Regions from separate parts of the Homo sapiens genome. Here regions 1, 2 and 3 are each linked to region 4. The links are chromatin loops, found by intact Hi-C in ENCODE. Cell type or tissue: PC-9. All regions are shown on one strand. Region 1 has its middle 80 kb from the start of KLF5. Region 2 overlaps DIS3 (DIS3 exosome endoribonuclease and 3''-5'' exoribonuclease). Region 3 overlaps PIBF1 (progesterone immunomodulatory binding factor 1). Region 4 overlaps KLF12 (KLF transcription factor 12).

Evidence for each region. Hi-C counts contacts between places; a loop is a spot of excess contacts. Peaks named below come from ENCODE experiments on the same cell type or tissue, not always from the same donor. Only the 100,000 strongest peaks of a DNase experiment are listed, where the experiment ranks them.
Region 1: a loop joins it to region 4, with 9 times the contacts of the local background. A loop is called at or near these places in 3 of 110 quality-filtered maps.
Region 2: it touches region 4 in a loop (23-fold over the local background); 4 of 110 quality-filtered maps call a loop at or near these places.
Region 3: a loop joins it to region 4, with 3 times the contacts of the local background. A loop is called at or near these places in 2 of 110 quality-filtered maps.

The regions. Positions count from the first base shown.
Region 1 is chr13:73,134,997-73,142,996 of GRCh38, reverse strand. No RefSeq gene overlaps it. Among named protein-coding and RNA genes, the nearest start is that of KLF5, 80 kb to the right of the region's middle. In PC-9, no CTCF peak of the experiment used is centred here; DNase peaks (open chromatin) are centred at 3,956, 4,146, 4,496 and 5,976; H3K4me3 peaks cover 2,586 bases; H3K27ac peaks cover 5,311 bases.
Region 2 is chr13:72,770,372-72,778,371 of GRCh38, reverse strand. DIS3 (DIS3 exosome endoribonuclease and 3''-5'' exoribonuclease) reads left to right here. Exons shown (of 21, transcript NM_014953.5): 3 at 1-185; 4 at 879-952; 5 at 2,280-2,447; 6 at 2,997-3,161; 7 at 4,313-4,426; 8 at 4,551-4,688; 9 at 5,533-5,679; 10 at 6,097-6,213; 11 at 6,476-6,577; 12 at 7,227-7,291; 13 at 7,384-7,468. Among named protein-coding and RNA genes, the nearest start is that of DIS3, 7.5 kb to the left of the region's middle. In PC-9, no CTCF peak of the experiment used is centred here; no DNase peak of the experiment used is centred here.
Region 3 is chr13:72,957,273-72,965,272 of GRCh38, reverse strand. The region is part of intron 14 of PIBF1 (progesterone immunomodulatory binding factor 1); the gene reads right to left. Among named protein-coding and RNA genes, the nearest start is that of KLF5, 98 kb to the left of the region's middle. RefSeq lists an enhancer at 4,288-4,789. In PC-9, no CTCF peak of the experiment used is centred here; DNase peaks (open chromatin) are centred at 4,532 and 5,422; H3K4me3 peaks cover 1,957 bases; H3K27ac peaks cover 2,761 bases.
Region 4 is chr13:73,704,238-73,712,237 of GRCh38, reverse strand. The region is part of intron 7 of KLF12 (KLF transcription factor 12); the gene reads left to right. Among named protein-coding and RNA genes, the nearest start is that of LINC00393, 46 kb to the right of the region's middle. In PC-9, CTCF peaks have their summits at 3,460 and 3,661 (motif pointing right); a DNase peak (open chromatin) is centred at 3,657; H3K27ac peaks cover 318 bases.

The sequences.
Region 1 (8,000 bases), 570 kb after region 4:
GGATTATTAGGAGGGATAAGAAGATAAGACTGGCTGGGTGTGGTGGCTCACACCTGTAATCCCAGCACTTTGGGAGGCTGAGGCGAGTAGATCACCTGAGGTCGGGAGTTCAAGACCAGCCTGACCAACATGGAGAAACCCTGTCTCTACTAAAAACACAAAATTAGCCAGGCATAGTGGCGCATGCCTGTAATCCCAGCTACTCAGGAGACTGAGGCAGGAGAATTGCTTGAACCCAGGAGGCGGAGGTTGCAGTGAGCAGAGATCGCACCGTTGCACTACAGCCTGGGCAACAAGAGCAAAACTCCATCTCAAAAAAAAAAAAGAAAGAAAAGAAAAGAAGACCTCAAACTCAGGGAACGGGGAAAAATGAATAAAGCTTAAAATGAGGAAAACTTTGGGAAAGAGGAATCCACAGCACTCGGTGACTGGTTATATTGGGAAAGAGGCAGAGGGAAAAATCAGATGAGTGAATGAATGAAAAGATTTGAGTCCGAGTAAAAGGGACAGAGAGAGAAGTGCCATTAAAACAACAAGGTCGGGAGTCTAACCTGAGAGGCAAGTCATGCCCCTCGATGTGGGAAGCCAGGCTAAGGAGAACCCTGGCCAAGACACTGTCTCGGAGTCGCATAGTGTCTCACTAGCATCCAGTGGAATATTACCAGCTGCTATCTCGGAGGAAATTGGGCTCCTTGCTTTTCTAAATGAGCCAAGCTGTTGTGTTGGCAACCAACACACATGACAGGCACTTAGCCAAGCAGAAAGCAACAGGTTTAAAACATGTGAGTGTGTAGATAAACCATCTCCAGCCCTTAAATCCCTGCTAAAGGGAATTCACAGAGCCAGATGAAAAAGAAAACTCCCCATACTCCTAATGCTGTCTGATAGAAAAACATGTATAAATCTATGATGAGATTTACTTTCTGGCTGAGAAATAGGGCAGAGAGGAATACTTTAAAGCAAAGGCATTTTTTTTTTTTGAGGTAATACTTGAGATAATATTAGGGGAAAAACTCTTCAACAACTTAAGCCCAGGCTATGTAGAAAAAGTAAATATAGATGCAGAGCAGGTGAATTTGAACAATGTGGAGAACTAGACTGGATCATTCAAGCTCCTAAAGCTGCTTTTTTCTCTACAGTGGTTAGTTTCATTTTGTTTCAATTTGTTTTTGCTTGGATTATCCGGACAATTGCCTCAACTCTCCATTTCACTCTGTTTCTATAGACATAGTCCTCTAAGTGTTCTATTTTTATCTTGCTTGAATAAGGAATGAATACAATGGAGCTCATTGAAATGAACCTCACTGAAAGGATTAAGCCAGTTGAAAGGATTTGTTTCCTGCACATCCTATATTTTCCATGATGCAGAAAAATGAGCAATTCTCTGCCCTTGGTCTGCCCTCTCCATTAACAATGCTTCCCTCCTCGGAGGCAAGGGTAAAGCAGAAAGCAACATTTGGACAAATATTCATGTCGATAAGAACAAAATGAAACAACAGCAGCCTGGGAAAGCATATCTAATTGACTAAGTCATGCAACCCCAGTCCCTGGCTCTCGAAGTTCCCTGGAAGGCTGAGCAGGGTTTCCCCTGCATGGTAGCTTTTCCTAAACAAATCTGAAAATCAATGATTCCCTTCAGTTCTCTGGGTCAACACAGACTACAGCCAGAGGTTCTGAGCTGGAGGTGTTTGTGTCGTGAGCTCTGGATACAAATGGAGGTCAGTGGCTAGAAATGGCTAGAAGCTTTGGGAGGCAGTTTTCTTCCTTAGCTGTCTTTTGGCCTGGTGACCTTCGGCTTTGGTTTTCCTCTCCTTACAAAACCCACTCTTCCTTTTAAATAAGCTTAAGACAACCCAGGTGCTTCTTAAATATTGTTTCACAGAAAAGAAGCATTTTTCTATTTATAGGAAGAGAAAAGGTGTTGTGAAAGGACTGAACAGCTTCCAGCTGCTGTTGAGGAAGGGAGGCAAGGTGCAGGATGGGGACTTCCCCCCTCCAGACTCTCGTCCCTGGGACTGGACTCCTCCATGGAGCTGAAAATTCCAACTCAGAGAGAATGCTCTGTCCCTGCCTTACTGCCAGAGTGTGAACTGAGACTAAACACACACGAATCACTTTAAGATCTTGGAATCCCTGTTACTTAAAGATGGGAGAGACTGAGGCACTCTGGGTTTATGACCTCCCAGCTAAAAGACTTTCTGCCACAGATTTTATATCCAGCAGCCATTTCAGAATGGTTTAAAGCAGGCAATATGGTTGGGAGGTCAGGCACATGGCTTGTCCCAAAGCTGAGTTTTCACAGCAATCACACTGTTTTTATTTAGATTGGATTTTACAATCAACAAAACTTGCAAAAATCCCTAAAGATGCCTTTACTTAAAATTCATATAAGAGAATACTGCCGGGCACAGTGGCTCATGCCTGTATTCCCAATATTTTGGGAGGCCAAGGCAGGAGGATTGCTTGAGGCCAGGAGTTCAAGACCAGCCTGTCAAACATAGTAAGACCCCATCTCTATTTTAAAAAAGAAAAAAAGGCCAGGCACAGTGGCTCATGCCTGTAATCCCAGCACATTGGGAGGCCAAAGCGGGCAGATCACCTGAGGTCAGGAGTTCAAAACCAGCGTGACCAATATGATGAAACTCTGTCTTTACTAAAAATACAAAAATTAGCCTAGTGTAGTGGCATGTGCCTGTAATCCCAGCTACTCGAGAGGCTGAGACAGGAGAATAGCTTGAACCTGGGAGGCAGAGGTTGCAGTGAGCCAAGATTGAGCCATTGCATTCCAACCTGAGCAACAAGAGCAAAACTCCATCTCCAAAAAAAAAAAAAGGCCACATACAGTGGCTCATGCCTATTATCCCAGCACTTTGGGAGGCCAAGGCAGGAGGATCGATTGAGCCCAGGAGTTCAAGACCAGCCTGGGCATCATAGTGAGACACAGTCTCATTTAAAAAAAAAAAAAAAGAAAGAAAGAAAGAAAAAGAAAAAAAAGATCAAGAATATACCAATAGTCCATATTAGTAATTATGATGATTGTTGTTATTGTTATGACTACTATGGGGAGGGGGGTTACAAAGCTGACTGAGTACGGGTTAAAGCCTTCCCAAGCCACAGGTTATTACCCAAAAATAGAACATAAAGAAAAATCCTTATGAAATGGTGCCCAGATTCCATTTAAAGACGTGTAGGCCAGGTGCTGTGGCTCACGCCTGTAAATCCTAGCACTTTGGGAGGCCAAGGCAGGTGTATCACTCACGATCAGGAGTCTGAGACCAGCCTGGACAACATGGTGAAGCCCGTTTCCACTAAAAATACAAAAATTAGCCAGGCTTGGTGGTGCACACCTGTAATTCCAACTACTCAAGAGGCTGAGGTAGGAGAATTACTTGAACCCAAGAGGCAGAGGTTGCAATGAGCCGAGATCGCACCACTGCACTCCAGCCTGGACGACAGAACGAGATTCCGTCTCAAAAAAAAAAAAAAAAAGAATAAAAGAAAGACAGGTAAACCTCAGAGAAATGACTGGGCTGGGAAGGAAGCAGCCTATTTATGACAGCCACGCACTTTACAAAAGCTCTCAGTGGGGGACGACAAGGCAAGCAAAGAAAGAACTTTCTTAAGTAAATATGAAATCAATTAAAGGAACAGATCCCTGGAAATAAATCATTTACAGAAACAGGTCCCACCTGTGGTTTCTAACACAAAATACACTGAATGCTCTACCTCAAGTCACTAAATGAAAACGGATTCCAAAGTAATTCAGTCTCTATACATGGTGAGTAAGAGGCGAGCTGCTAAAGCAAACCCTGCAAAACAAAGGTTTTCAAGATATCAAATCCATAGCCTTTCTTATCACAAAAGAGGTGAATGAATATGATGGTATTCTTACAGCATGTTTGCCATAGCATTTGTCAGGGAGTTATCCTGTGCAAAGGTAAGGTTTGGTATGCAGTGTCATTATTTTCCCACCTACTTCTGTCACAAGGTCTACTTAAAGGGCAGTTTCTTTCCTTAGTTCTTTAAATGCTTCCAAAAAGATATCTTAAGGTCAAGAAACTCCAGCAATGTGCAAATATCTTTCGGGAGTCGTCGATTTCCCCCTAGTACCATTAGGGGAAATGTTATTGTAGGCAGTCTACAGCAAGTTAATGGAGGGTCAAGTTTCTGTTTACTTTGGGACAGTATTAGTAATCGGAACCAGGAGGAAGGAGGCCTGGCGGCACAGGAGCACAGCATTCTTGGTCAGGCTGCCTTCGTTTGCTAGTTCGGATTCCAGAGTATGTTGAAATGATATTTCACATTCAATATTTGGAGAAAAAAACATATATATATATATTTACATACACACATACACACACACGCACATACACACACACATATATATAGTATCTATTTTGCTCTCCTTTCAAGACTTTTAGCCTTTCCACATTGGCAAAGGCTGGATTATAAGATTTGGATTCATTAGTGTTGCAACAACTCTGAGATTTGGTAGCTGAGGATTTTTTGTATTCTTTGCAAATTAGTCATAACGAGATGGGGTTTGATGACATTTTTCTCCTCAAACAGCCTCTTAGTAACCAAAGTTCAATAACAGATTAATACTCCTTTATCCAAACAAATTAAACAAATTCCGGAATATTTGGCTACATACTGGTACGTTCAACAAATATTTATTTGGTGCCGATCATGTACCTGGCACTAAGCAAGGCACTGAGGGGACAAAAGTGAACAAGACAAACTAGTGCTTATGAAGAGGCAGCAAGAGGAGTGTCTTTGCAGAGATGGAACAGTTCTATGTCCCAATTGCGGTGGATACATGAACCTGTACAAGGGGTACAAGATCGTAGAACCACACATATGTGCACACACACACTCACACATACACACAAGTGTATGTAAACTGGTGAAACATCAGAAAGGTCCTATAAGTCTAAACAATGGTATTATATCAATGTCGGTTTCTGAATTTTGATAATGTACAATAGTTATATAAAAATGTAATTCTTTTGAGAAACTAGATAAAGGGTACATAGAGGTATTTATATTATCATTTTAATTTCTTTTTTTTTTTTTTTTTGAGATAGAGTTTTGCTTTTGTCGCCCATGGCAATGTGCGACAAAGTGCAATGGCACAATCTCAGGTCACTGCAACCTCTGCCTCCTGGGTTCAAGCAATTCTTCTGCCTCAGCCTCCCGAGTAGCTGGGATTACAGGTACCGGCCACCATGCCTGGCTAATTTTTTGTATTTTTAGTACAGATGGGGTTTCACCATGTCGGCTAGGCTGGTCTTGAACTCCTGACCTCACTTCATCCACCTGCCTCAGTCTCCCAAAGTGCTGGGATTACAGGCGTGAGCCACCGCGCCCAGCCTATCATTTCAATTTCTTATGACCCTGAAGTTATTTCAAAATAAACTATTAATTTTTAAAAAGACTAGTCTTTGCTCTCACGGAGCTTGCATTCTAGTGGGAGAAACAGATAACTAACAAGTAGACAAAATAATCCCCAAATTACTTTATGTAGTGTGAAGAACATTGTTTAACAAGTGCCATGATATGAAATAATAAAAGATCCCATCCTTATCAAAGGACAATCAGAGAAGAGCTCTGTGAGGATAAGACATTCAAGCTGAGACCTAAAAAATAAGAAAGAGCCAGCCAGGCTTAGAGAGACGACCAGGAAACACAGAAGAACCTATCTAGTTTAAATCGTTAGAATGACCTTTGAAATTGTGACTTTATTAAGACAAAGTCTTGAAGGGTAGCCAGAGTTTGATGAGACGACCTTAGATTATTGGGAGGGTTGTGGTCCTAACAGAAAGCAAGAATATAAAAAGAATGCAAATACCTCTCGAGTACAATTGTCTTTAGCTCCAATAGAGTGCAGGACATTTAAGTGTCTTAAGAGTCAACAACATGCAAAATTCAATCAAGTGCTGAAAGCAGGTGGAGTAGATGGAAGAATTAGGAAACAGCTCTTGAAATCAGAGTTTAGGAATCTGAAACCACTCCTACTACAAATAGGATCACAGAGTCTCAGAGTCTTCAAGAGTGCATTTAGCCACACACATGCAGCTATGACTGTAGAGGAAAAAATATTTTGAGATATAATCTTGTCCACAGAGCATAAGCACCTTCCAGCCCTAAAAAAGTCTCCAATTATGTAGAGAAATGACCAAGCACAGTGGCTCATTCCTGTAATCGCAGCAATTTGGGAGGCTGAGGTGGGCCGATCGCTTGAGCCCAGAAGTTCAAGACCAGCCTGGGCAACATGGCAAAACCCATCTCTACTAAAAATACAAAAATTACCAGACATGTTCCTGTGTGCCTGTAGTCCCAGCTACTTGGGAGGCTGAGGTGGGATCACCTGAGCCTGGAGAGGCTGAGGCTGCAGTGAGCCATGTTCGTGCCACTGCCCTCCAGCCTGGGCACAGAATGAGATCCTGTCTCTAAATAAATAAATAAATAAATCATGCAACTGTAGCATTTAATAGGAAAATCACAAATATTAAATTATTTTTGTTTTTGTTTTTGTTGTTGTTTTGTTTTTTGAGATGGAGTCTCGATCAGCCACACAGGCTAGAGTGCAGTGGCACGACCTCGGCTCACTGCAACCACCGTCTCCTGGGTTCAAGCAATTCTCCAATCCCAGCCTCCAGAGTAGCTGGGATTACAGGCACCCGCCATCATGCCTGACTAATTTTTGTATTTTAGTAGAGATGGGGTTTCTTCATGTTGGCCAGGCTGGTCATGAACTCCTGACCTCAAGTGATCTGCCCACCTCAGCCTCCCAAATTGCTAGGATTACAGGCGTGAGCCACCATGCCCAGCCCAAATATTAAATTATAAATGCAGTTTTAAATGTTTAAAAGTCTTCATTTAACAAGCTTCATTTAAATTTCTATAAAAGTTATATAAGGCCGGGCACGGTGGCTCACGCCTGTAATCCCAGCACTTTGGGAAGCCAAGGCGGGCAGATCACCTGAGGTCAGGAGATCAAGACCAGCCTGGCCAACATGATGAAACCCCATCTCTACCAAAAATACAAAAATTAGCTGGGCATAGTGGCGGGCACCTGTAATCCCAGCTACTCAGGAGGCTGAGGCCGGAGAATCACTTGAACCTGGGAGGCAGAGGTTGCAGTGACCAGAGATTGTGCCACTGCACTCCAGCCTGGGCGACAAGAGTGAAACTCCGTCTCAAAAAATAATAATAATAAAATAAAGTGATATAAAATTTGCTAGTCTTTTAGTAGAATAAGATTTAGAAAGTTACATTAGCAAGGTGGCCAACCAGAAGCCATTAGTGCTTATTCCCATAGCAAAGCCAAAACAAAACAACAAATAAGTAACTATATTTTGATGAAAATAACTAAAGGAGAGTACCAGAGTATATCAAAGGAGTGGCAGAAACCCTGTAGAGCACAGAAACTCAGGATAGCCACATAAAGAATAGAAGGAAAGGCCGGGCGCCGTGGCTTATGCCTGTAATCCCAACACTTTGCGAGGCCAAGGCGGGCAGATCACCTGAGGTCAGGAGTTTGAGACCAGCCTGGCCAATATAGTGAAACCCTGTCTCTACTAAAAATACAAAAATTAGCCAGGCGTAGTGGCACACTGCTGCAGACCCAGCTACTCAGGAGGCTGAGACAGGAGAATCGCTTGAACCCGGGAGGCAGAGGTTGTAGTGAGCCAAGATTGCACCACTGCACTCCAGCCTGGGCAACAGAGTGAGACTCCATCTCAAAAAAAAAAAAAAAAAAAGAGTGGAAGGAAACATCCGACCTTCACCACCTCATCTACACCACTGCATCTACTTGAAACCAGAGCCACCACACCCTTCCTAACCAGTGCACTGTGACCCATCTGCAGATGAAAGTCTTTCTCTATGAAAGCCTTTCTCTATGAAAGCCACTCTGTAACATTTGGAAGATGTGATCCTTCCAGCAATGCATGGACATCAAAACAGGACATAAGAAACGTGAAAAAGCAAGGAAA
Region 2 (8,000 bases), 930 kb after region 4:
TGTAGAACAAGAACAGGGAGAAAATGCTAATGACAGGAATGATAGAGCGATTCGAGTAGCAGCAAAATGGTACAATGAACATTTGAAAAAAATGTCAGCAGACAACCAGCTGCAAGTTATCTTCATAACAAATGACAGGAGAAACAAAGAGAAAGCCATAGAAGAAGGAATACCAGCTTTCACTTGTAAGTCTAAATGTAGAAGTACTTAGTGCATGTTTGCAAATGCGTGTAAAAATAATCATTAGGCCTATAGTCAGATGTTCACTTTACTATTTAGTATTTTCGTAGTCCTATATAACTTCATGTGATATTTTTGTATTTTTAAATTTCACATAGTTTTTAACCTAAATATGTTGTGCCCAGTGGCTGTTAATTTTCCCCTCACTATTTGCAACTGGTTTAGCAATGAAATCTCATAAATATACTGGAACCCCTGCTTCTGCTTAGGTATGATCACATCAACAGATTTTTGGGTTTTGTTTTTTAAATAAATTGAGGCCAGGTGCTGTAATCCCAGCACTTTGGGAGGTCAGGGCAAGAGGCTTGCTTGAGACCAGGAGTTCAGGACCAGCCTGGGCAACATAGGGAGACTATAGCTCTACAGGAAAAAAAAAAAAAGCCGTGCATGGTAGTATGTAACTATAGTCCCAGCTACTCGGGAGGCTAAGGCAGGAAGGTAGCTTGAGCCCAGGGATTCTAGGCTGTAGTGATGTGTAATTGCGCCGCTGCACTCCAGCCTGAGAGACAGAGTGAGACTCTCAGTGTGTCTCAATGAATGAAAGAATGACGTGTATACTGTCGCAAACAAGACTATCCATTTTTTTCATATCTAAGGAAAAAACACTTATCAAAAACAACATAAACTTATTTTTTCAGGTGAAGAATATGTAAAGAGCCTAACTGCTAACCCCGAACTCATAGATCGTCTTGCTTGTTTGTCTGAAGAAGGGGTATGTTTTTGTTTTGTTTTTGAAAAGTAAAAATATTAAAATAGCCACTTTGGAATATTAGGCATATAGTTACCAAATTTAAAAATTGGAATGTCGGTGGGTAAGCTGGATTTGGAATAGTTGTGTTATAAACAGGAGTGGATGTCATAGGCTTATTGAAATGCCATTCCTAAAGGAGTTAACTTTCTAAAATAGATATATTCCCATTAACCTGAGTAGGGCCTGGTACCTGGTAGCACTGTTTGGTTGAGGAAAAAATGAACGGAGTCCATGGCTGATTTGTGAATAAAGAGTAGCTGCTGACAAATGAAGTGGCAGGCACTGCAGACAGAGGAAAGAAGAGGGAGGGGAGTGTCCAGATAGTAAAGACCTAGAACTTATTCTGTAGGTTAGTAATTTTTCAATTGATTTATAAAGATCTCCCTGAAGGGCTGCTATGAAGAGGAAAGGATTCTGAGATCCCTTCCTTATATGTCAGGCTAAGAAAAAGTAATGGTATATGAATGTGGATTGGTGGAGCAGGAGAGAATGATTGGAAATGGTATTTGTTTGTAAGACCACTCTCATGTCAGTGTGTAACATTAAGCATTTTATCCAGGAAAGATTAGAGGCAGAGAGGTGAGTAAAGGAGTCATTACAATAGCTGATGTGAGAAGGAGTGCTAAGGGAATAATTAAATTCTGAGCATTCATTTTCTTATATATAAATATATAATGTTTAGCAATAATAACTTCATAGTGTTGTTATAAGGATCAAATAAGATGATAACTGTAGCATTAATACAATTTTCATCCTAGTGCCTGGCACATAGGTATGGTAAATATAAATGGTAGCCCTTGTTATAGAAATAGGTTTTAAGTGATAGGACATTATACATAAATCCAGTCTTTACACTTCTGTCATCCCTTCTTACCTTTATGATACTTTATGAAACCAAAAGGAAATGAGAAGATAAAAGTTGGGTTTGATTTTTGAAATACAGATTTAGTATTGCCCTAATATGTAGCCACTTAGTTATATATGACTATTTAAATTTAATATGTATTAAAAATTCAGTTTCTTGGTGGTACTATCTGTCTTTCAAGTGCCCAAGAGAAACTTGTGTCTAGTGGCTACCATATTAGAGATCGCAAAATGAATACTTCCTTCATCATAGAAAGCTGTTTTTGTTAGCACTGGCCTATAAGAAACACTGCTATCTTCTCTCCTATTCAGAGTTGTGTATATCATAATGTAGATTTCAAAAATTCTCTGATATTAATAATAGTTGTGTATTGAGTGAACAGAAGACTTATTAGCGGCATCTTTTGGTTTGCTTCTTTCATAGAATGAAATAGAAAGTGGAAAAATAATATTTTCAGAGCATCTTCCCTTAAGTAAGCTACAGCAAGGCATAAAATCTGGTACATACCTTCAAGGAACATTTAGAGCTAGCAGGGAAAATTACTTGGAAGCTACAGTATGGATTCATGGCGACAATGAAGAAAATAAAGAGGCAAGTATATAAATAAATTCCTTATACACTAAAATAAAGATGATATTTTATATATTATGAACACTTAATGGTAAATACTATTTGTGTAACATATGAGGCTTCACATACTTTAAAGCAAATAGTAACTTTTTTCTTTTTTTTTTTGCAGTGCTCACAATTTGTCAGGTAGTTTTTTAAATCTTTGCGCATGGCATTTCATTTAATATTCAACCCAACCTATAAAAACTAGGTAGTGTACTCTTATTTGACCAATCAGGACTTGAGATTTAGAGAGCATAAATAATTTTTCCAAAGTCTCTTGTTACCAGTGTAAGTTATGATGGAGCCATGAACACAGCCTGTGTTTTCTGACTTACATTTTTTCTACCTGGTATTGAGAAATTAAAGTTGTGGAATTAGGGACACAATAGAGAAAGAAAATCTATAAAGGAGAAATAGAGATTCCATAGAGATATTCAGAGTGTATGTAAATATCTGTTAGATGATCTTCCCTTTATTATATTGCCATTAAAAATAATTTGGGCACGTGCCCTCTGTTGTTTTAAACAGATAATCTTACAGGGACTTAAACATTTAAACAGAGCTGTTCACGAAGATATTGTGGCTGTGGAGCTTCTCCCCAAGAGTCAGTGGGTAGCACCATCTTCTGTGGTTTTACATGATGAAGGTCAAAATGAAGAAGATGTGGAGAAAGAAGAAGAGACAGAACGAATGGTATGAATCTAAGCAGGATTTTTTTTTGTCTGTGTAGCTTTGTATTATTAATATGTCAGCTTTGGAAAACAAGTTTCATTGCTTTCAGATTTATTGCATAAAATCATAGTTCTGTATATTTAACGCATGTCATACACATGGTTTTTTTCTCTTCTATGTAGTTTTCTTTTATTGTCTTAATTTGCTCAAATAAATGGGTTTAAATGCAAACAGACTGTTAGTATGAGTTAATACAAGTATGAAACTGAAAATCTGTGACAGTCAAGTATATTATTAGACTTAGTGAGATTTAAGTAAATATGTGTTTAACATTTTCTGAAATGCTTTAAGTAATGTTTTAGGAAATGTTTTAGAAAATGCTTTAGGTAAAATTCCCTTAACATAATAGACGTAATTCTGGGCCATTATATTTGGGCAACTTATCTGATACCATATTTATTATGAAGAGAATACTTTCAGTTATTTCTTATGATATGCGCTAAGTCTACTTGATATGGCCTATTTCTGTATTTTATAATTACAATATTATAAATAGTTGGAATGCATGTAACAGTTTTTTATTCTTCTTTTTCCATCATTTATATTCATTGCTCTGGAGTCTCACTATAAAATTATCCATGGAGAGTCCAGGCCTTTGGATAGTGTTAAGAGGTGAAATACCATAGGAACTTTTGTAATTTCTAATAGCAGACCCTCTTTATTTGGGTTTTTATTTTTTATAAGGAAGAACCTTTAGAATTAATAAATAAAGGTCCAAAGGGAACTAGTCACCATACCACATAGCTAATTTGTACAAACTAGTACTAAAACCCTAATCTAATTCCCAGACCTGTGTGTGTATTTTAGTCAGTAAATCCTCATGTTAATCCTGAAAAGTGTTGAGTTCTAACATACGTATTCAGTTATATTTATTTATTTGTTTTTGCTTTTTGATTGTTTTGTAGTACTTTATTATCAAGAGAGAATGTCTGTGGTTTGGTTTGGCATGCATGTTCTTGTCTAGAATGTTGAAACATCAACATTCTGTAGTCTTATGTCATAATTTACTGCCTGAATGGATTAGTATCCATGTATGCATTTTGATTTTGAAAGGAAATTGCCTGATAATACTTAGAGGAATATAACTGAACATTTTAATTTTTATATCTCAGCTTAAGACTGCTGTAAGCGAGAAAATGTTGAAGCCTACAGGTAGAGTTGTAGGAATAATAAAAAGGAATTGGAGACCATATTGTGGCATGCTTTCCAAGTCTGACATTAAGGAGGTGAGTAAAGAGCATTTACTATGTAATAAAAAAATGATAAACATTTAATAGAACTTATAGCCTTTCTTTTGCCTCCATCCTCAGATTTTTTTTGTGTAAAATCTTTATTCCTAATTTTTGCTAGTCAAGAAGACATCTCTTTACACCTGCTGATAAGAGAATCCCTCGAATTCGCATAGAAACCAGACAGGCTTCCACATTAGAAGGACGGAGAATTATTGTTGCTATTGATGGTTGGCCCAGAAATTCCAGATATCCAAATGTAAGCTTAAAGTATTAATTTTATGTGGGGATGTTTAATTAAAATTTTGTGAATAGTATTTCTGCTTTTAATAAAAACAATCTACTTTTATGTAGAATTTGTACTGAAATTTAGAGATATTTCACAAAGTGACCTGGTAAGTAGCATGTCTACTTTGAAAATTAATTTTATGAAATTCCAGTGTAAATCATTTGGTTACTTTTATGTAAATTTCTTCTTTTTGAGAGAGAGTCTCACCCTGTTGCCCCGGCTGGAGTGCAGTTCTGTGATTTCGGCCCACTGCACCCTCAGCCTCCCAGGTTCAAGCGATTCTTGTGTCTCAGCCTCCCGATTAGCTGGGACTACAGGCGTGCACTACCGTGCCCAGCTAATTTTTAGTAGACATAGGGTTTCGCTGTGTTGGCCAGGCTGGTCTTGAACTGGCCTCAAGTGATCCACCCACCTCAGCCTCCCAAAATGCTGAGATTACAGGCATGAGCCAATGTGCCTGGCCTCTTTTATGTAAGTTTTTAAACCTATAAGTTTTATTGATCATGACTATGAAAAGTGAGTTCTATATAGATTCTAATCAACAAATTTTGAAAAGATTATATTGGAAGCACATTTTAAACTTGAACATTAATAAGAAATAGATGCTTTAGAATGTAAGAGCTGGACCCTTACAAAGTTTCCATCATAAATCAGTTGAGAAGTCTTGTCTAATTTACTAAAGGGTCATTTTTCAGAAATCGTTATGGGAATATTTAGGAATACTGAGAAGATATGTAAATGCTGAAGAATTTAATATGATAAGATGTAAATTTGCTATAAAATAGGCGTTTCTAATAATGCCTCTTGGTTTCAGGGACACTTTGTGAGAAATTTAGGTGATGTTGGAGAGAAAGAGACTGAAACAGAAGTTTTGTTACTTGAACACGATGTTCCCCATCAGCCTTTTTCACAGGCTGTTCTTAGTTTTCTGCCAAAGATGCCCTGGAGCATTACTGAAAAGGTAAGTTGAAAGTAATTTGTAGTGACTTTATAAATTATTATATCCTGCCTAGTTTTGTTTAATTTCTATATGTGTTTTTAAATATGTAGACACCACGGGCCCTCTTTTCCTGCATTTTGTTGGGTATAGCATTCTTAGGAATTATAGAAGAAGTCATTTGCTTCTTCATTGAAGGGTAAGTTTTTCTATGTGGCAGACACTTTCATATGTTAAATGTTTCAAAGGGAAGGAAACCATTAGTTACAAATCATACGTGGTGTCTCTCTGCTCCAGTGCAGGAAAAAGAAATGTGGTTGTCATCAAGAAAATACAGCTAAATTGTTTTTGTATACATATTACTGATTTCACAAGAGCTATTAATATGTTGTAGTTGTGCTTTGGAAATAATTTATTTGTTTATCATTTCATGTCTTCTAGGACATGAAAAACCGAGAAGACCTGAGGCATCTGTGTATTTGTAGTGTAGACCCACCAGGATGTACTGATATAGACGATGCTCTACATTGTCGAGAACTCGAAAATGGAAATTTGGAGGTATTCATATGTAATAGTGTTCTTACCTAAATATAGTTCTGTTCTGAGTTCATTTTCTTTTGAACTAGAATAGAATTTGCTTGTTAATTACTCTTGTGAAGTATAATTGTAGCTGCACGCTATTGGCCATATGTCAGAAGTTGAAATGGTAGAGGTGACTGAGTCTTTTTTAAATTTAGCTAAACTTTATCTTATTAAAACTCCATTAGGTACATTTACCCAGTCAAGCATATTGACATCCTTTTATTTTTATCTTTTTAAGGTTGGTGTTCATATTGCTGATGTGAGCCATTTTATTAGGCCAGGAAATGCCTTGGATCAAGAATCAGCCAGAAGAGGAACAACTGTGTATCTTTGTGAAAAGGTAAATGTATTGAATTTAAAAATTTAACAGTCATGGACACTTAAGGATTCTTAAACGGCCATGAATTAGCTAAGAAAAATACATGGAATAATGTGGCTTTAAATCACTAAATATATTGCAAATTTTTGTTATCGAGTGGTTCAAATAACAAGTAAAGTATTGTGAAAGTCAAGGGGAAGATTAAACTTAGTCTATTAGTGATTTATTGTCAGAGTTCTTCTGTATACTTTTTTCCATAAAAATTTAGTTTCTCTTTTCTTTTTTTAGTATTTTAAAAACACCTTGTAGTTTATATTAAGCATTGGAGAAAGGTCCAGTCATAGAGTGTGTCAGGTATCAAGTATAAACTTATACAGACCAGAGATTTAAAACTTTCAGAGGACAGCTAGGTCGTTAGTGTAGAGGGCTTAAACTTAGATTAATTGGCATGAAGTCCAGTTTTCCTTCATAGCTTTCCTTCTTTAACAATTTTGTATAAGTGCTTTTATAGAAACAAACCTTTTATTTGACCTTTTCTCAATTCTCCTATTTACAAAAAGCAGAACACTCTTTTCTTTCCTTGTTTAATTAATGTTATTTGAGAATAGAACCTCACATAAATGTATGGTTATGGCTAAGTAATCTGTGGTTCTATTTTTATCTTTTGCAGAGGATTGACATGGTTCCAGAGTTGCTTAGCTCTAACTTGTGTTCCTTAAAATGTGACGTGGACAGGTATTTCTGCATGGTTTTTTTTCCTTGAAGACATTGTATTTACTACTTTAACCTGATTCCCATTAACAAATACTCTGTATTTTCCTTCACAGGCTGGCATTTTCATGTATTTGGGAAATGAATCACAATGCTGAAATCTTAAAAACGAAGTTTACCAAAAGTGTTATTAATTCAAAGGTTCGTTTCATGGCTATTAATCTCTAATTTTTAAACTTTTTGGTACTTTTTTGAAAAAAGCTAAATAAATTTTTTAAAGATTCACATGTACGTATATATACACATATATAAAAATATTTATATATTTGAAAAGAGATGTTATGTATAATTATATGTATATTTACTTAACCTAAAATAGAAAAAACATATACATGTAAGTACCTGAGATATAAACATAGTCTAAAAAAGTCCCCAGCTGCGGGCACGTGCTTAAACATGTACAGATGCACTTAAATTTACACTAAAACTCATTTGGCCCTTTTGCTACCTACTCTCAGAGAAGAATGCAGAACAGGCCACCAGAGTCTTATTGCCAGCTTTCTTGACCCAGCTAGTACCAAGCCAAAGTAACCAGCCCCAGCCCTACTGCCATCACCTAAATTTGAGATTCCTGCCCACTTCTTGAGAATTTTTCAGTCAAGCTAGATGCTCTTTTGAACATGTAAAGTGGATACAGACAAATGTATTTCAGTTTGGGTGGGAGGGGAAGAGT
Region 3 (8,000 bases), 750 kb after region 4:
TAAAGAAACACAGGTTTCATTAAAATCTAGAAAATGTGACAACAAAATAAAATCATTCAAAATGCTCTAGCACAAATATAGTACAGAAATTCCTTTGACATGAATTATTCTGAAAAGCTTTTCCTGTGTAAATTTGAAGGTTTTAAGAGTGAATCAATATAGCTATTCTTAATAGCAACTATAAACAATAATTTTTTTTGTTTTCTTTTTTTTGAGACAGTCTCGCTCTGTCGCCCAGGCTAGAGTGCAGTGGCGCGATCTCGGCTCACTGCAACCTCCGCCTTCCAGGTTCAAGTGATTCTCCTGCCTCAGCTTTCCGAGTAGCTGGGATTACAGGTGCCTGCTACCATGCCCCACTAATTTTTGTAATTTTAGTAGAGATGGGGTTTCAGCATGTTGGCCAGGCTGGTCTTGAACTCCTGACCTCAGGTGATCGCCCACCTCAGCCTCCCAAAGTGCGGGGACTACGGGTGTGAGCCACCTCGCCTGGCTGAAAAAATTTTAAATAAAATATTAATAGCAATTTTGAGAATGCATAAACTTAAATTTTCTTAGTATTTGTCTTGGTCTGAAAAGCTATATGACATAAAATATATCTTTTTAAAATGGAAACACTTAGCTAAAAGTTAAACTCTTTTATTTCAGCTTTACTTCTACTAAAAATATTCACACCATAATTCAATAATTTTTTCATTTCTTCATATTCCCTTGTTTTAAAAATACATAATTTATATATCCAAATCATTATGTATAAATTTTTGACAAATGTGTTTTAAAATATAATGTAAAATTTACCATTTTAATCATGTGAAAAGTGTACAATTCAGTGGCATTAAGTACATTCATAATGTTGAATAGCTACCACTTCTATTTCCAGAACACTTCCATCAGCCCATATGGAAACTCTGTACCCATTAAACAAAAACTCCCCATTTTCTCCTCCCTCCTGGCCCTAGAAACCTGTATCTTACTTTCTGTCTCTGTGAATTTGCCTATTCCAGATACCTCACATAAGTGGAATAACACAATATTTGTCCTTTGCTGTCTGCTTATTTCACTTAGTGTGACGTTTTCAAAGTTCATCTATGTTGTATCATGTATCAGAACTTCATTCCTTTTAATGGTAAATAATAGTCCACTGTATGTTTATAGTACATTTTGTTTATCCATTGATCTCTTGATGAATACTTGGGTTTCCACTGTTTGGCTATTGTGAATAATGCTGCTATGAACATTGGTGGACAAATACTGTATATCTTGAGTTCTTGTTTCACTTCTGTTGGGTAGCTACCTAGAAGTGGAGTAGAACTGTTAGGTCATATGGTAATTCTATATTTAACTTTTTGAGGAACTGCAACGGTTCCACAGTGGTGATACCATTTTACATTCCTACCAGCAAGAAATTTGATTACAATTTCTCCACATCCTGGCCAAAGCACATTATTTCATGTGCATACTGGGCATTTGTATATCTTCTTTGGAGAGAAGTCTTCCCAAGTCTTTTGCTTGTATTTTAATTGTGATTTTTCTTGTTGTTGTTGCTGAGTTGTAGGAGTTCTCTATATATTCTTAATAATATAGTCTTATTAGATATGTAATTTGCAAATATTTTCTTCCATTTTGTGGGTTGTCTTTTCACTTTCTTGATAATCTTATTTATTTACTTACTTACTTATTTTGAGATGGAGTCTTGCTCTGTCACCCAGGCTGGAGTGCAGTGGTGCGATCTCAGCTCACTGCAACCTCCGCCTCCTGGATTCAAGAAATTCTCTTGCCTCAGCCTTCTGAGTAGCTGGGATTAGAGGCGTGCGCCACCATGCCTGGCTAATTTTCATATTTTTAGTAGATACGGGGTTTCACCATGTTGGCCAGGCTGGTCTCGGATTCCTGACTTCAAGTGATCTGCCTGCCTTGGCCTCCCAAAGTGCTGGGATTACAGGCATGAGCCATTGGGTCCGGCTGATAATCTCCTTTAACTCACAATTTTTTATAATTAGGAAATTCAATTTATCTATTTTATGTTTTTGTGCTTGTCCTTTTGCAGAAATTGCCAAATCCAAGGTTATGATTTTCTCCTATGTTTTCTTCTATGCATTTTATACCTTTAATGCTTAAATTTAGGTCTCTGATCCAGTCTGAGTTAGCTTTTGAATATGGTGTAAGGTAAGGGTCCAACTTCATTCTTTTGCATGTAGATACTCAGTTTTACCAGCCCCATTTGTTGAAAAGACTGGCTTTTCTCCATGAAATGGTCCTAGCACTCTTGTTGAAAACGACTGGCCATATAGGCAAGTGTTTACTTCTGGGCTCTATTCTATTAATATTCCGTGGGTTTTTATGTCCATCCTTATTCTAGTTGCACACTGTTTTGCTGACTGTAACTTTACAGTAAGTTCAGAAATCTGGAAATCTGAGCCCTACAACTTTGTTTTTCCTTTTAAAGATTGTTTTGGCCATTTAGGGTTCCTTGAAATTCCATATGAATTTTAGGATCAGTTTTTCCATTTCTGTAAAAAATGCCATTGGGATTTTGACAGGGACTGAATCTAATTTGTAGAATGTTTTGGGTAGTATTATCATCCTAACAACATTAAATCTTCTAATCCATGAATATGGGATGTCTTGTGTCCATTTGGTTAATTTATTCCTAAATGTTTTCTTCCTTTTTTTTTTTTTGAGACAGGGACTCACTCTGTCACCTAGTCTGGAGTGCAGTGGCAACATCATGGCTCACTGCAGCCTACCTCCTGGGCTCAAGTAATCCTCCCACCTCAGCCTCCTGAGTAGCTGGGACTACAAGCATGAGCCACCATGCCCGGCTAATTTTATTTTATTTTTTATAGAGACAGAGTCTCCCTATGCTGCCCAGGATGGGCTTGAACTCCTGAGCTCAAGCAATTCTTCTGGCCTTGGCCTTTCAAAGTCCAGAGCCATCATGCCTGGCTGTATTTTTTTCTTTTTGATGCTATTGTACATGGAATTGTTTTCTTAATTTCCTTTGTCAGACTGTTCATTGCTAGTGTACTATATACAATTTTATTTTGTGCCTTTTCACATAACCTATACCAGAATCATTTTTCTAGATTGTTAATAGTATGGTATTTATATTATTAGCGGTTACAAAACTGCCTACCAAAGCCAATGTATCATAATTTACACTATGTATAGTAATAAATTATAAGTCAGTATAAACAATATATAAAAATTTACATAATTTATGTTAGCATAAACAATATTACAACAAATCTTTTCAGTGCTGTAGTTTTTTTTCTTAAGTTAGTATTTGCTTTGTTAATTTTTTTTCAGGATAGAAGACACACTAGGCTAAGGGGTATGACTATTTAATGCTCTTAACACACAAGACAAAAGTTTTCTCCCAAAGGATTTTTATCAACTTATATATACACAACCATAGTTTTAAAAAATTTACTTGTTTTTGTTCTTTATTTTTTTTCCTAAGCAAATGGTAATTGTATGTCACTACAAAACTAAATAAAGCATTATCAGTGTCAGCAAGCTCCTACTTTGGTATATAATGAGTTCTTGAAAAAGGTACTCTATAGTTGGATAATCACAACAAAATGGTGGATATCTATTATTAGGGTGAAAGGGTAAGGAAGGGGGTATTTATTACACAAAACAAAATGACAGAATTCCTAACTATTCTATGACCTTTAGATACTATTTGGCGATAAACGTCTAGCCTTTTATATATGTTTAAACATTTTTCCATTCTTTTTGTCATAATTGCTAAAAAGTTCCATTAAAGATTTACTGTTTTCCTGGGACAAGAAATGATTTGTATTTTTTTCCTCAAATGAATTATGTTCATGAGATCTATATACTTTTAAAGTATTAAGACCTTTAAGAGTATACTTTAGCATATCAATTTTTTGGTTTTCCACTCATTTTAATAAAATAATGAGTGATTAGAAGCCCAGGAGCTGAAGAAGCAGGGAACAGTGGGATGGATATAGTGGAAAGCATGGTGGGAGGCAGAAAGAATCAAGGATAGTAATGAGAACATTGTTAAAATGATCAGCCATGAGGTTGGCTGGGTAAGGAGGACACTGAAGCCAAAAGGGGGCTGACCAACTGTTAGAGGATGTCTGCTTGCACATAGAGAACTATTCTGTAAAAGCATTTATTCATCTAAATTGTACAGGAAATTTTCTGATAGTTATATTAACTACAGCCCAGGAAAAAAAATCTTCAAAAAAAAATTAAAAAAAAAAAAAGAAGGAAATGAATAGTGAAAGAAAAGAAGGCTACTTTTTTGGGGGAACACATTTCATTATAGTGAAAGTGGAGCCATAAAGAAAAAAATACCATGAATAGCTTCTATAGTTTGGGTTTTAGAATGTTTTTTTTCTTTGCTTTGGTAATTATTCTTTAAAATATATTACAATGTCACTGGAATCTTATTATTTTACTAAGTTACTTTATGAACATTCAAATATGCAGCTGGACAAAAATAAAACTAAGTTCTACTAACCTGTATAACCAGTTTGTCTAGTCAATTAAATCAAACAATTGCCTTGGCTTTGTTTTCACAGAACTGACCCTGACTGAATAAACTGAACTGACAAGTTGCTTTGTGTTTCAAAGTGCAGAACAGTTCAAGTGTGTGTGTGGGGAAAGGGTGGCAGGGAATAACTAAGAACATTTATGAATTTCAGTTAACTTCTGTCTAGAATGAGCTGTTTAAAACATACCAAATCTAATTTCAATTGCACAAAACATAACAGCAGCAGTCTCAATTATTTTAGTTGCACAAAATATACAGCAGCAGTCTCAATTATTTTAGTTCAATTTTTTCATGAAAGTAGTTACATATATTAGGTTTTAATATATACATATATTTTTTTGAGACAGGATCTCACTCTGTTGCCTAGGCTAGAGTGCAGAGCCACAGCTCACTGCAGCCTCGACCTCCCAGACTCAAGTGATCCTCCTACTTCAGCCTCTTGAGTCGCCAGGACCACAGGCATGCACCACCATGCCCGGCTAAAGGTTTTAGTATTATAAACAAAGTTAAGGGCCAGAAGCCTTACTTTCAAAAGGTATCTTTAACATAAAACCTATAACCGCCTTACTCTGGATAATAAATACTATAATAATGCTGTTAGTGTTACAGATACATTTCTTTATAAACCTGTTTGTAGGCTTCTAAATCCCCAAAGTTGATTTTCATTTGTCAGGAAAAAAGTACATATCTCTGAATAAAAAGTGATGCTAATTCCATGTTTGAAATAAACATAATTTATTAGAATTTAATTCCTTCAATAGAGTTTTCAAAAATCTTTCTGTACCTATAATAATTACTATTCAAAAAGTTTTGCAATTGCTCACATTGCCTATTGTTAGTAATCTTTTTCTTATAGGAAAGCCTTAGTAATTAGTGACTCAGGAATCATATACGTAATAAGTGACTCTAGATAAAACCCATGACACAACATTTTACAGAAGTGTTATTCTTCCTTTGTTTCAATAACCTGTACATATGATTCAGAGAAAAGTAACCCCTGATTAAAACATCATTATATCTTTTGATTCAAGTACTAATTTAACTTAGATGAGAATCTAAAATTACAATTTTTCTCTTAAAATTCAAATAAACTAATATAAAGGTGACTACATTTTGCTGCATGTTTTTCCTACATGTGGAGTTTTTTTCCTTGGGGAGTTTACTTTCACAGAAACTAGAAATGAAGTTCTTTATTGCCAGGAATAAAATGAATACTGCTGAGTGGAATTTAACATTGAGTTGCTTTCTGTCTATAAAATATATGCAAGTGATACTTTCTAGCAGTGGTGGTAGTTTGTACAGAATCAGTCACATATCCTTGCTTAATCTTTTTAATCGTGCTAGGAATGAAAAAGGCCTGCTTGAGGTCCGATAGGGGGGCAACACTTTGGTACAACTTCTCTATGTTCTCAATTGCTGGGGAAAATGTAAAAAAAAATAGTGATTTCTGGCTGGGCGTGGTGGCTCATGCCTGTAATCCCAGCACTTTGGGAAGCCAAGGTGGGTGGATTGCTTGAGGTCAGGAATTTGAGACCAGCCTGGCCAACATGGCAAAACCCCGTCTCTACTAAAAATACAAAAATTAGCCTGGTGTGGTGGCGCATGCCTGTAATCCCAGCTTCTTGGGAGGCTGAGGCACAAGAGCTGCTTGAATCCAGGAGGTGGTTGCAGTGAGCCGAGATCACGCCACTGCACTCCAGCCCGGGTGACAGAGGAAGACTCTGTCTCAAAAAACCCAGAAAAACAAACCAAAAAATAAGTGATTTTTGGGTCCTACTAGTGATTCTGGTGGGCCCCAGTCCTACTGAATCAAAATTTCTCAGGGTTGGGTCTCAGATTCTGATAATCAGCCAGATTTGAAGAATACAGTCCTAGTGATCTTGGACTTGATGTAGGCCACTCCATCCAAATTAGTACGTAAATCATTTTACGTCTTGAACTTGTAATCCTCCCTACTAATACCAGTTCCTTCTCTCATGTTCCCACGTGATTAACATTATCATCTTTAACAGCGGTAATATTTAACTGATACATTTCAACCAATTAAAATATTGGTGAAACTCTGTGTCTCAGGTATGACCTCTTTGTCGCTGGATTACAGGCAGGTCTCAGGAGAGGGGCCACAGGACAGATGAGACTGTGGTGGAACGGACAGTGGGATCTTAGTGTAGAGCTATTTACCAGTGTTTCTGCTAGTATTTTATTATGTCAATAATTAAAGCAAGGACATGGTAGTTGATTATCAGCTCCGCTTTTGGTCTTAAGATCCACAAAGTATGGTCCAAGTAAGGAAAATTCATGAATGGGATGTTAAAATACTTGAGAGTAACCAGCATGGAAGTGATGACTGAAGTCATTGAAGTAGATAGAACTATAGAACATTACTACTTCAAATTGTGGCCCTGCATTCCTTTTTTTTTTTTTTTTTTTTTTTTGAGATAGGGTCTTGCTTTGTCATCCAGGTTGGAGTGCAGTGGCGGAATCATAGTTCACTGCAGAGCTTGTTAAAAATCCAGATTTCTGGACTTCATTCTAGACTTACTTAATCACAACCTCTGAGGGCAGGATCTAGAAGCCTGTTTTACATTTTAAACAAGAATCTTACGTGATTCTTTTTTTTTTTAAGAGGCAAGGTCTTACTCTGTTGCCCAGGCTGAAGTGTGGTGGCATTTCAGCCTCAAACTCCTCGGCTCAAGAGATTTTCCCACTTCAGTCTCTCAGGTGGCTAAAACTATAGTGCATGCCACAACAACTGGCTAATTGTTTTTTTCTTTCTTTCTTTCCCCCCTGCCCGAGATAGGATCTCACTCTGTTGCTCAGGCTGGAGTGCAGTGGCGCAATCACGGCTCACTGCAACCTCTGCCTCCCAGGTTCAAGCAATCCTCCTTCCACTTCAGCCTCCCAAGTAGTTGGGACTATAGGTGTGCGCCACTGCATTCAGCTAAGTTTTGTAGTTTTTTTTTCTTTTTTTAGAGATAGGGTCTTGCTATATTGCCCAGGCTGCTCTTGAACTACTGGCCTCCAGTGATCCATCCTGGCCTCCCAAGTAGCTGGGCTTAGAATTTTATTATTATTTTTTTATTTCAAGAGTTTTTGGAGAACAGGTGGTATTTGGTTACATGATTAAGATCTTTAGTGGTGATTTCTGAGATTTCGGTGCACCCATCACCTGAGCAGTGTACACTGTACCCAATGTGTACCCTTGTATCCTCCACCCTGCTCCCACCCTTCCCCATGAGTCCCCAAAGTCCACTGTATCATTCTTATGCCTTTGCATTCTCATAGCTTAGCTGTGACTTGTAAGTGAGAGCGTATGATGTTTGGTTTTCCATTCCTGAGTTACTTCACTTAGAATAATGGTCTCCAACTCCATCCAGGTTGTGTGAATGCCGTTATTTCATTCCTTTTTATGGCTGAGTAATATTCCATGGTATATATACATACCACATTTTCTTTATCCACTCATTGACTG
Region 4 (8,000 bases):
GCCTCCCAAGTAGCTGGGATTACAGGCATGTGCCACCATGCCTGGCTAGTTTTGTATTTTTAGTAGAGACAGGGTTTCTTCATGTTGGTCAGGCTGGTCTCGAACTCCCGACCTCAGGTGATCTGCCCACCTCAGCCTCCCAAAGTGCTGGGATTACAGGCGTGAGCCACCGCGCCCGGCTCCACTTCTAGTTGTAATTCTCCTGCTGTTTCCACCACATCTGCAATTCCTTTCTCCATGGAAGCCCTGAATCCCTCAAAGTCATCGATGAGGATTGAATGAACTACTTCCACATTCCTGTTCATGTTGATTTTTGACTTATCATGAATCACAAATGTTCCTAATGGCATCTAGAATGGTGAATCCTCTCCAGGGGTTTTTAAATTTAATTTGCCTGGATTCACAAGAGGAATCACTAGCTATGGAGCTATAGTCTTACGAAATGTATTTCTTAAATGATAAGACTTAAAAGTCAAAATGACTCCTTGATCCGTGGGCTGAAGAATGCATGTTGTGTTAGCAGGCAGAAAAACATCCATCTCCTTGTACATCTCATCAGAGCTCTAGGGTGACCAGGTGCATTGTCAGTGAGCAGTAATATTTCTCAAGGAATCTTTTTTTCTGAGCAGTAGGCCTCAACAGTGGGCTTAAAACATTCAGTAAACCATGCTGTAAAATCCAAGCTTTGTTGTTACATTTATACAGCACAAGCAGATTTAGCATTAGATTTAGCATAATTCTTTAAGGGCCCTAGGATTTTCAGAATAGTATATGAGCCTTGGCTTCAGCTGAAGGTTACTGTCTCCATTAGTCCCTAACAAGAGTCCATCTGTCCTTTGAAGCTTTAAAGCTAGGCATTGACTTCTCCTCTCTAGCTCAGAAAGTCCTACATGACATCTTTCAATAGGAGGGTATATCATCTACATTGAAAATCTGTAGTTTAGTATGGCTGCCTTCATCAGTGATCTTAGCTAGATCTTCTGGATACCTTGCTGCAGCTTCTACATCAGCACTTGCTGCTACAACTTGCACTTATATGTTATGGAGACAGCTTCTGTCCTTAAACCTCATGAACCAACCTCCGCTAGCTTCCAACTTTCCTTCTGCAGCTTTCTTACCTCTCTCAGCCGTGAAGAACTGAAGAGTGGCCCTTGCTCTGGATTAGGCTTTAGCTTTGGGGGATATTGTAACTGGTTTGATCTTCTATCCAGACCACTCAAACTTTCTCCAAATCAGCGATAAGGCTGTTTTGCTTTCTTATCATTTGTGTGTTAACTGGAATAACATTTTAATTTCCTTCTGGAACTTTTCCTTTGCTTTCATAGCTTGGCTAACTGGCTCAAGAGGCCTAGCTTCCAGCCCATCTCAGCTTTCGAAGTGCCTGACTCGCTAAGCATAATCATTTATAGCTTTTGATTTAAAGTGAAAGATGTATGACTTTTCCTTTCACTTGAACACTTAGGGTTACTAACTGGCCTAATTTCAATATTGTTGTGTCTCAAGGAATAGGGGGGCTCAAGAAGAGGGAGTAAGATGGGGTAGCAGCTGGTCAGTGATGCAGTCACAACACACACAACATTTATCCATTAAGTTTGCCGTCTTGGGTACAGTTCATCGAACCCAAAACAATTACAGTAGAAACATCAAAGGTCACTGATCACAGATCACCATACAAAATATAATAATAATTTAAAAGTTTGAAATATTGTGACAATTACCCAAGTATCACACAAAGATGCAAAGTGAGCACATGCTCTTGGGAAAATGGCGCCAGTAAACTTGCCTGACATAGGATTGCCACAAAACTTGAATTTGTAAACACACACACACACACACACACACACACACACACACACACAGACAATATCTTCGAAATGCAATAAAGTGAAGTGCAGGAAAATAAGATATGCCTGTATATGCAAAAATGGTGTTAAGTTTTTTTTAGCAGTTTACTCTATTGGGTTATCTAAATCAAAAACTGCTAACAACTGTATCTTGTCTATCCCTTGTACCTATAATAGATTTCTTTTAAACCTAAACATGCCATGTTGTATGTGTGGTTGGAGCTGTCCCTTAATGATGGCTTTGCTTGGAAGTAGTGTGTTCCCTATCACTGAAAGTGTTGAGGCACAGGCTGGAAATACAGGACAGAATCATTATTCTGAGGTTGCACATACTTTTTCAAGTCTAAGAAATAATTATTCTATATTCATTTTCTTGATTTGGGCCCATTATTCTAATAAATTGAAATGACTTGAAAGTTCTCCCTACCCACTTTGCTTTCATTATTTTTGCTGTCTGTTTCAGCTTCTTCATCTGTGCCAGGTAATTGATGAATGTATTGAATGGGATGCGTTCAAGGAAAAAACCCTAAGACATGATCCGAGAGGCCTCCATTCAGATAGGTCTTAATTCTTTAAACAGTAGCCAGAATCCACCTAGCTCTCCTGTTTCCAGCTCACATTTCTCTGCCTCACAGTTAAATCTAAATGTCCTTGTGAAATACCTGCCCAAAACCAAGATATGTCAAATCCATTCATCCACTTAGCAGAGAGATAGTTACTATGTGCAGTCATGGCTTCCTTGAACTATTATCAGTCAAATAACATTATTTTTAGAAAGAAAAAAAGTGAAATTTGGTTGATTTTTCTGTAACTAGTTCAAAATGAGCCCATCCTGACTTCTGATTTATAATTATGTATAAGATTTTGTAACAGTGTTCAAAATGAAATCAAAACTATTTCTATAGGGAATCAGGTTGGTTTGCATGCTCTTAGTAAACATCTTCTTAGCCTTACCTTTGCTTCAGGCATATTGAGTAAGTTACTTGTGTGTGACCAACAATTAATTTGGAATTTGGGATTATACCAGTTGACTTACGAGAGCCATGCACGCTATGGGAGGGGAGTAAGTATCAGTGAGAAACTTGCTTTGAGAAAGTTAATTTTGCCTTTAATGCTTCATCTTTTTGTACCATATAAGTACCTGATCAGTCATCTTTTTATTTACAACTTAGTAACTTAAACATATTTGTAGGTATTTGAAAGAGGTACATTTTCTAGATATTAGCAAAGAATTTAGAATAGAAAAAGAAATGCTGAGGAGTGCCTTTCTAAATTAAAAATAAGTATATTTTCATGAGTGTACAGTTTAGATAATAACACGAAGATGTGACCAAGTATTTTTGAATGAGTTTATTAATGCCTGCTTGTGCTTAATCATTTAAGGCATGTCAAAAAAAGGAAAAAATATATCTCAGCCATCACATACACATTATTGTCAGCAGGTTAATTATTTATATCCACTGTCTAAATTGTGGGTCTCTGTACATGAAGCAGTTTACAGAGTATTTAAATAAATATGCATATTCACAAATAAATATTAGTACTTAAATGAGTATGCATTGCCATTTAAATTAATATGGTCATTTAAATATGTGCTATACAAAACAATTATGCACTATGGATTCCCTCACGTTAAGAGTTCTATTGCTTATTAACTGATTTGCATTTGAATTTTAGAAGAAAATAATTTTGTGAATTTGGTTTTGCCTTTTAGAATTCTCACTATTTTCTAAAAAATAAATGCTCTAGTAATTTCTACAATGCAGTAAAAGCAAGTAACATTCAGGCATCAGTGATTCCTACAGCCACTAGATGGTGCACCAGAACCAGATGTTGGGTCTAGTCTAGAAGAGGGTCTGAAGAGAAACTAGAACTCTAACAGTATGTATGACATGACATTAAAATGGAACAATGACACTGACATTATCAGTGTTCTGCAGAATATTACAATTTAATGATGAATTTTTTAAAAGGCAAAATAAAGATAAAATCAAATTTTTTTTGCAAAGGAATTACAATATGTAAAAATAGTCTGTTCAAATGAATCTGGAAATATTTTCTATCCCCAATTGACATACTGTTCTCTGATAAATTTGTGAGGCCCAGTAGGTAATCCTGTATAATATTCATTTTAATTCATATGAAAGCCATACACCTCTAACCTTAAAAATTAGTAAACTTAAGGTAGTCACATTTCTTAGGAATTATTCATATCTGAATTTTGTACATTAAGGAAGTTTATTCATATAGACACTTAAAAATATTAAGCAATTCTGATTTAATGGTTTCCAGAGTATGATCTTCCCTACCTTTATGAAACCACACATTATTTAATAATTTTTCTCTTGATGAATGAAGTCTCTGTAATTAATATCAAATACTATTACATGTTTATTCCATTAATTATATTTGATTACATATTTGGAATGCACACACACATATGTACACACGCCCCTCCACACATAGCGATCCTAAATGATTGCAGATTCTGTCTTTTCTCACTTTCTTACTTGCCTCATCATTTCTTGCTGCTATTCCAGTATTTCTTGCTTCTAATTTGAATCTTCATCTTCATTTACTGGATGAGATTCTGAAGTGGTTTGAGGATATTCCTACAAAGAAAATCAGGGGCTTTGTGACAGCTGTGCATCCTGGTGGCCTTTTGTTCGCAGGTGCTTGTGGTTGCTAGATCTTAACTTCAGACGAGTGAGTGCTGCTGTTCATGACTTCACATCTGTATTCATTAATTAAATAGCTCATTCCACATAAAGCTCCATTTCAGACCCCCCCATCTAGGTTCCTTGTTAGATAAAGCATAGTGCTTAGTGATGCCAAGATAATAAATCATTTAAGAGCACACTGACATTTTTCAAGGAAAAATCCTCTCCCCGTAAGTTGTTTGTAAGTCCTGATCAAATAGCTCATGAATATGAGCTATATTGGTAACTGCTGAGACATTAGAAAATATAATAGAAATATCACCAAACTTGAAGTCCAGAGACAAAAGTTTCAATCTCTTTGGCCCCTAACTTGTTAGTGAACTTAGACAAACTACTTGTGTGAATCTCAGGTTTTCTTTTTTACCTTTGAACACAAACATACCTCTTCGAGTGCTTTACATATACTCATCACACATGTAAATCCCTGGAAAGGAGCAAGGTTAGGGCACGTGGACATGGGCAGGTATTAGGAAAGCAGTAGAGCCAGGATTGAAACTCTGGTTTCTCTCGAGCCTATGCTTTTCCTTATATCTGGTCTCAGACTAGTTTGCTGATAACCTACGAGTCTTCTCTCTTCACTGGAACCGTGCTCCTATGCATGTCTACCCAGCAGTACCTACCTGTTCAGCATCAGCCCTTCAGGGACGGTAAAGTAATGAGAGAGCAAGAGACTTTAATCTGTTTTTAAGGCTTTAATTAACATAGAGTGGTCTTTCTCCATAGTCTACTAAAATTTTGTTAGAAGCCAGTGAGAAGATGTGGACCAAAAGCATTAATCATTAAATAAAATTAAATAGGCTGCTCTTGAGTGCTTGTTTGGCACACAGCTCTTTGAATGTAATGGGTGCTGTGTACAAATGAAGACAGCAAGGAGTCCTAAATCTGGTGGGAGAGACAGCCTCATTCACACATATCCAGCATATAAAATAATACGTAATAGGAAAGCCCTGAGCGAGCTCTATGCAGGTTGCTACAGCAGCACTGAAGGGGTCATTGGTCCTGACTGGGGGGATGCAGCAAGCATCACCTGCCTATGCAGACAAGCATGTTTCAGTGCCACCTCCAACAAGGAAAACAAAAAATTTGGATTGGTAACAAAATGTTTTGCAGGTGTAGCACTTATTTTCATCAATGGGGAAGAGAGTCATTTTAACCTATCATGGAGAGTTACTGTTTAGACACACATGCTTAAGATTTACAATGATTGGAATGTAGGCAACCATTCTGTACATAGTTGAACAAATTTTGTTTTAAAAGTTTTACCTTATTTTTATTTAAAAAACAGTTGATCTTTTTTCCTATATTTAGAAAAGACTTCTAAACCTATCAATTAAAAATAAGTTGATCTTTTTTCCTATATTTAGAAAAGACTTCTAAACCTATCCATTATTACCTCATTTAAATAAATAACTAAATGAGTTGTGTTTCATAATTCTGTTTGTGTTAGCATATAAATTATCAATGACAGTGCAAAGTTAAAGATGCCATTGGTTTTGTTTGTTTGTTTGTTTGTTTGTTTTGAGATGGAGTCTCACTCTGTCGCCAGGCTAGAGGAGTACAGTGGCACGATCTCGGCTCACTGCAACCTCTGCCTCCCAGGTTCAAGTGATTCTCCTGCCTCAGCCTCCCAAGTGGCTGGGACTACAAGTGTGTGCCACCACGCCCAGCTAATTTTTGTATTTTTAATAGAGACGGGGTTTCACCATGTTGGACAGGATGGTCTCGATCTCATGACCTTGTGATCCACCCACCTCTGCTTCCCAAAGTGCTGGGATTACAGGCGTGAGCCACTGCACCCGGCCGCCATGGGATCTTTATCGTGTCTTTGTGACATCATTCTCCTTCCTTTGCTTCTGGCTTCATTTTATCCATACATCCATCAAAGCTGGGTTATATAAAAGGTATGGAATAATAATATCTTCAGTCTTTCTACTTTCTCTCATTCTGCCTAAGAATAACTAGATTTGAGTGTTGGTCATATCCTAAATGGTAAAATTAACTACTAATATAAAATTTGTGGTTTTAATGGAATTATTAAAGACAATAAGGAATTGTATTTTGATAGAACATAGATTCATCATTAAAGAATATATAAAAATAGGATTGGACACATTGGCTTACACCTGTAATCCTAGCTCTTTGGGAGGCTGACGTGGGAGGATCATCTGAGGTCAGGACTTCTAGAACAGCCTGGCCAACATGGCAAAACCCATCTCTACTAAAATTACAAAAATTAGCTGGGCATGGTGGTGTACACCTGTAGTACCAGCTACTCAGGAGTCTGAGGCAAGAGCATCGCTTGAACCTGGGAGGCAGAGGTTGCAGTGAGCTGAGACCATGCCACTGCACTCCAGCCTGGGCGACAGAGCAAGACTCCATCTCAAAATAAATAAATAAATAAAATGTTGATTCATAATGCTTATGATAATTCAATTAAAAATCTCCATAACTAAGAATAATACAATTGTAAGAGATATATTTTAAATGTTAAAATAATGCTCATTTGAGCAACAGAATACAAGGCTCAGTCACACGTTACTAATTTCAGAGGTTTAAAACAAAATATTTGTTTGCAGACTAGAACTGTAAGTGGCACTAGTATTAAATGATACCTCACAAATATATTTTTATTTTCAAAAGTATGTATTCTAATTCATTAGACAAGAAAACATTATAGAATAGATAGAATGTAAACAGTGTACTCTCTTTGTCTCACAAAATAGATTACTCTTATGTTGACCCTCCTATGTTCTATTTTTAAAAGAACAAAGTATTTAAATTAAAGTAGTTTCACTCCTTTGATCAACAAGTCTTTATTAGCACACAGCACTAATGTGTTAGGCCCTGGGGATACAGTGGTAAGAAGGCTCAAAGTCATCCACAGTACGGCACTGCTGAGTCGGCACTGCTGAGTCGGACAGAGAGGAAAACCTTCAATCACAGCGTGGTGTGAAGAGAGTGTCTCAGGGTACTATGGGGCCAACAAGTGGCATGATCAGATTATCTTTCAAAAAGTTTTCTTTCTCTACAGCATGGACAATAAATTGGTGTGCATAGGAGGCAAGACGGAGAAACAGAATCATTAGAAACTGGTCCTGGTAAAAGGTGGAAAGGACCTAAAGCAAGGTAGACCACCACTGTGGGGATAAACTGGGAGGATTGCTGGATAGATTTTAGAAGGCAGAACTGGCAGATGTAATTATCAGAGTGGGGCAGGCAGGGAGTCACACAGAGGGAAGAGTCCAAGAAATCTCTCCAACTGGAGACATTGACGATTTGGTACCTGAGTAGATGGAATTACTGTTTTTCCAGAAAAACCGGAAGAGGAACATGTTTAGGTGGCAAATGCTGAGCAAGTTTTGCTCATATTGAAGATGCTTTCAGACCACCAGTTGGAAATGTCCTGTCTCCCTCTCTGGCGCTTAGGAGAGAGACT